2 separate regions of the Homo sapiens genome follow, and region 2 is linked to region 1. A link is a loop called in an ENCODE intact Hi-C map of the cell type or tissue named here. Cell type or tissue: PC-3. All regions are shown on one strand. Links, peaks and the distances in the headings refer to the core of each region. The heading gives the core; the rest is flanking DNA.

What was found. Peaks named below come from ENCODE experiments on the same cell type or tissue, not always from the same donor. Only the 100,000 strongest peaks of a DNase experiment are listed, where the experiment ranks them.
Region 2: it touches region 1 in a loop (5-fold over the local background); 1 of 110 quality-filtered maps calls a loop at or near these places.

What each region holds. Positions count from the first base shown.
Region 1 is chr1:49,345,416-49,348,342 of GRCh38, reverse strand. All of the region lies in intron 3 of AGBL4 (AGBL carboxypeptidase 4), which reads left to right. Among named protein-coding and RNA genes, the nearest start is that of AGBL4-AS1, 89 kb to the right of the region's middle. In PC-3, for the core only: no CTCF peak of the experiment used is centred there; a DNase peak (open chromatin) is centred at 1,392; H3K4me3 peaks cover 405 bases; H3K27ac peaks cover 2,500 bases.
Region 2 is chr1:49,467,355-49,470,281 of GRCh38, reverse strand. All of the region lies in intron 3 of AGBL4 (AGBL carboxypeptidase 4), which reads left to right. It overlaps AGBL4-IT1 (AGBL4 intronic transcript 1), which reads left to right. Exons shown (of 4, transcript NR_046839.1): 2 at 276-483. Among named protein-coding and RNA genes, the nearest start is that of AGBL4-IT1, 3.3 kb to the left of the region's middle. In PC-3, for the core only: no CTCF peak of the experiment used is centred there; a DNase peak (open chromatin) is centred at 1,251; H3K27ac peaks cover 1,577 bases.

The DNA of each region.
Region 1 (2,927 bases), core at 182-2,681:
GGGTTCATGCCATTCTCCTGCCTCAGCCTACCCAGTAGCTGGGACTACAGGCACCTGCCACCATACCCGGCTAGTTTTTTGTATTTTTAGTAGAGACAGGGGTTCACCGTGTTAACCAGGATGGTCTCAATCTCCTCACCTCGTGATCCGCCTGCCTCAGCCTCCCAAAGTGCTGGGATTACAGGCGTGAGCCAACGCGCCTGGCTTTGTCTTCCTCTTATAAGTATACTTGTGACTGCGTTTAGGGCCCACTCAAATAGTCCAGAATAATGTCCCAACCTCAAGATCTCTAACTAAATCGTATCTGCAAAGCCTTTGCCATAAAAAGTAATATTTACAGATTCCAAGAATTAGTGTTACTGGAAAGGGACCCTGATCCAGACCCCAAGAGAGGGTTCCCGGATCATGTGGAAGAAAGAATTTGGGGCAAATCAACTGAGTAAAGAGAAAACAAGTTTTTTTGTTGTTGCTGTTTTTGTTTTTTAAGACAGAGTCTCACTCTGTCGCCAGGCTGGAGTAGAGTGGCAAGATCTTGGCTCACTGCAACGTCTGCCTCCCGGGTTCAAGCGATTCTCCTGCTGCAGCCTCCCGAGTAGCTGGGACTACAGGCGCCTGCCACCACGCCCGGCTAATTTTTTTGTATTTTTAGTAGAGACAGGGCTTCACCATGTTGGCCGGGATGGTCTCAATCTCCTGACCTTGTGATCTGGCTGCCTGAGCCTCCCAACGTGCTGGGATTACAGGCGTGAGCCTCCACGCCCAGCTGAAAGCAAGTTTATTAAGAAAGTAAAGAAATAAAATGGCATGTGGGCGCCTGTAATCCCAGCCCTTTGGGAAGCTGAGGCGGGCGGATCATGAGGTCAGGAGATCGAAACCATCCTGGCCAACACGGTGAAACCCCGTCTCTACTAAAGATACAAAAAATTAGCTGGGCGTGGTGTTGTGCACCTGTAGTCCCAGCTACTGGGGAGGCTGAGGCAGGAGAATGGCATGAACCCGGGTGGCAGAGCTTGCAGTGAGCTGAGATCGTGCCACTGCACTCCAGCCTGGGTGACAGAGCAAGACTCCATCTCAAAAAAAAAAAAAAAAAGAAAGAAAGAAAGAAAGGAAATGGCTACTTCATAGACATAGTAGGCCATTCTCCAAAGCAAGAGGAGGATTGCATCAACCTTAGGTACAATGCTTGTTTATATAGAAGATAACAAAGATAAAAAAATCTACAAGGGCTTGTGACAAAGGATTGTTAATCTTTGTGTAACTACTGGCTTCCACAAGAATCTATATTAGCTTTAAAGTGAAACTTAAACTAAGAATGCTTTTGTTCTTACAACATTGGAAGAACATCAGGATATTTCCTGGGTCTCTTAAATCCTAGGTTTGCTCAGTAAACATTATTAACCTGCTCCCTTAACCATAAATATCCTATGATTAAGAATGCCTAAGCTCCTGGAAATGCAGTCCAGCAGGTCTCAGTCTCATTTTACCCAGCTTCTATTCAAGATAGAGTTGCTCTGGTTCAAAAGCCTCTGACATATTTCCCCCTTTTCTTTTACAAGGGGATCCTTAATCCTAAGAGTTGTAGAAGGATGAAGATCTATCTTCTGTAAGTTCTTCAGGCGAAGTAGGAGCAGTGATATTCCTACCTAATGTTAGGGTCTCTTGTATTCAGGATAGAGAGTAGCTCAGTCAGAAAGTATCAGTATGGTGAGGACCATTCATAACTTTGAATCCCAACAAAAGGTGAAATCTGGAAGACAAATAAGTGTTCAATTTAAGAAAACACTGAATAAGCTTATCCTGCATTCCTGTACAAAGAGTACGACAGCAATATAGTCCACAACAGTGAAGCAAAATAAGTAAAATCTTCCCAAGTAAACTGAATAAGAAGGCTTTTCATGAACTGGGAAATTGTTGGAACCAAGCTGACGTGGGATCACCAGGCAATTCCAGTATGTATCCAGAATTACAATACTGATCTAAATATTTTATGCTACTTATCCCTCTTGTTTCCTCTGAGCAGCAGCCAGAGATCACTGGTTGGTTCACAGGAATAAGCAGTCTAAATTGACAGAAAACAAAAACAAAACAAAAACCCTCAAAAACAACAGACGAGAGTAGAATCTAATACTAGGTATAACATAGTTTTTGAAACATAATTTTCCTCTCTCTAGTCTCTCATTTTTACCACAGACAAATCATGATATGACCAGTTAGTTTGCAAAATAAGTTTTGGTCTTATTAAACTTGGACTGATTATAAAGTGCAGCAAGAATAATTATTTGCCATATAGGCGCTTTTTAAAATTGGCTTTGATGGAACGAAGTTCCATCAAGAATCTTAGATTAAACTTTTTAAGCTTTGAGCTCAGCCCAAGGGTCTTTTATTGGTTCTGTAAGTCAACTTTGATTCCTTAAAGCAGTCTGCTTATATTTGAAATCAAGCAATTCCAGTCAAAGCCTTGGTAAAATAACCAGTGTCTCCTCCAATTTTGTCCTGTTACAAAAGAATATAGATTCTTATTGCACTTGTCCAAATAACTATATTTTCATAAGTTAAGAATACTCACAAATAGTTTTTAAATTTTAGAGAAATCAGGCAGAGAGAAAGAAATATGCCCCAAATTTTGTTTATAGGAGTATACTTTACTCAATTGTTAAAAGCTATAATAGCTCAAAAGAAAAGTTTTCTTGACTGAAAAACAAAACAGAAAGTATCACCAACAATTTAGGCAAAAAGTCATCAAAAGATTATTTCAGTCTTTTATTAGCCTAGGCAATTTCTCTTTTGCTTAATATTTATGAACAGATGAGTTGTCCAAGGGAGATCTGGAATTTTTTTTTCCTCTCTATTTTAATGGCACCCTTCTCACCCTTTCCAAAGTTATTGGAGACCTACATTAAAGAGTATTCATCAAAGTCCTCTAGCTG
Region 2 (2,927 bases), core at 239-2,738, 120 kb before region 1:
TCTGACATATTATTTCAAGAAATCTATAGTATACATTTGATATAGATATTGTTTTAATACTATTATATCTAAGACAAAATTTCCTGATTAAATAAATTCTGTTTTCTGGAAAAGTGTTTCATCTGTGGATGATGTTATAGATGGGGTACAGTGAGAAGAAAATACATTTTAGAATACCTACTACATTTTAGACATTGTACTTGAAATTCTCTGTATATAACTTTTAATTTTTAAAATAATTCTGTGGAGTGACTGTTATTATTCTAATTTTACAGGTAGAGAGACTGAGACTAGGGGATATTGAATCATTTACCCGAGGACACACTATTAGGAAGTGTCAGGGTTAGGATTCTATATCCAGTCCTGTCTCGTATTCCTCTCTTACATAGACTCTGTGCTTCAGCCAATCTGCTTAACCGAAGATGAAATTAAAAGATAAAATGGATGCAAAATACTTATTTAGTAAGAAAGCAGTGAATGGAGGTGAGAACACATAGCAAAATTTAAATCAGTGAGTTCAGCTTCTTAGCAGCAGCTTAAATCAAAATTATTATGAAGGAATTTGAAAGAACTGGTTCAATGATAATTTTAACTTTCTGTAAATTTCATTTTACAAACTTTATCTGGTTTAGCAAGAATCATCAACTATTTATGGGACTTAGGGGTGTCTTATGAGATGTCAGAAAGAGTTTGGTCATCTTTGGTATAAATGTATACTACCACTTGTATTTGGTAAAATGCAAAACATACCAAAGTGTATGTATTTGCAGTGCAATTATTTTAAATAATTTGATAATGCACTAACTAAAATATGAATCCCTAAAGCTTTAAGCTCAGAGATAATCTTAGTTGGCCCAATCTCTTATTTGATTGGAAGGAGACTGAAGGAGCTGATCATAATCCTGAAAGATACAATCCTAAACACCATAATCCCAAATGTTGAAATCTCAAAAGATTGAAATATAATACTGGAAAAAATAATTTTAAAAAATTTAAAAGATATTTCCCTACATTTTAAAGGACATTTGAGAAACATAAAAACATGACAAAACATTTCATAGGATATCTTAACAATAAAATAGGCAATAATAACATATGTATTTTTGCAAGCATAAACACTTAAGTATACTAACAACAGTCACATCATTGTAACAGTTATGAGCAGATGAATCATATGCATAAAGAAATAGGTGAAAAGGGAAATGTATAAACATGCATCACTGTGGTTGGTAATTGTGTGTACCCAGCTTTATAATGTGTTCATCTGAAATACCATGACAAACAACCTAAGTCGTTTGATGAGACAGATCAAAAACTACAATGGGTCACCACTGTGTACGTAGTCATCCAAAGAGCTGAGATCTTGAGAAATTTTATATTTCACAAATGTACGTGTACAAAAAGGGCATTTCTTCATTTACTGAGGAAATTTCAACATTTTTATATACACATACAATGCTTATATACAAAGTCAATATTGTGATAATGCACTTTCATGGAGTCAAATTTGCAAAAAATGCATAAAACAAATTAGAACTCTCTAAAGGTCTCCACACAATTTATTCCTTCGGTATTGGAAATGATGTGAAGATGAAATACATAGCATAGTGAATTGTAAAAAAATAATGCTGAAATTTGAAAATAGTGAAGAAAACTAAACGAACGGCAAAGAAAATTTGACATGAGAATGTGTATTACAGGAATAGATTATGGGCAATTGCATAGGGATAATCCATAAGAGCTGGACTGACATGAGGCAAATTATCCTGTGATTGTGATTTTCAAGATTTTAGATGTTAGGGATTTTAGAATTTAGGGATTTGTATTTTGGGGGACTTTGATCTTTCAGAATTTCAACATTCAGGATTATGGCATTTGGGATTGTATCCTTCAGGATTATGATACAAATCTGGGAGCTGATACTCTGAGAGACCAAATGACTTAAGCTCTCAAGTGACTAGCAGTTAATCCAGGACTAGAGTTGGTTGTTCTGAATTCCAGTTCAGTATTTCATATTAAAATAATCCAAAGACATTCCAAATGCAGTTACTTTTCACTATATTTCATGGATTGGTTTCAGGACCTTATGTGTACCAAAATCCTTACATACTCAAGTCCCACATCTGCATTTGATTGAAAACAATCTGTGTATAAGTGGACCCATGCATTTCAAACCTATGTTACCTATGTTGTTGAAGGATCAACTGCAATTTTATTTGTCTAAAGATAAGATTTTGCCTAATTTTAAATGTCATTTAAAATTTGCAATTGTTTAGTCTTATTAGCTTAATGTTTTACAATGCTATAATTTGATAATTGCACTTGCATATCAGGGCCTAAGAAAATACAGTTAAAAAGCATGAAATGTCTTACCTAGAAGGACTTTATATAGTTAGCATAAAGTCCACCCAAATGGGAACTCTTAAAGGAAAGGAACATATTTCAACTATTTTTTAATTTTCTGCACTTGTCTTAGGTCCTACTTGAATTTTAGTCGAATGTGTGAATAAACTGTAATACTTTTAAATATTAGAATTGAACAAGACCTTAAGAAATCGTGAAGTCCAACACCTTAATTTTAATCATAAGGAAACTCATAACAAATGACAGTATATGGCTTAAGGTCATGCAAACTAAAAATGTAATGTACTTACACAGACTTTTCTAGTGCAATAAAGACCCTTCCCTTCTCAGGCCATAGATCACACAGTAGTCCTGCATTGCTCATAGTTGACGTGGATGGTGCCCTCACAGTTGTATAGATGCACATAGTGTCTTGGTGCATGAGATAGATAATTACTGCCCCTATTTTACAGATGAGGAAACAGGCCTAAAGAGAAAGGGACTTACCCAAGCTAGAGACAAATTATGTGTATGAGAACAAATATTGAACCTCTTCTATCTGACAGTTTAGTAGTTTTTATTTC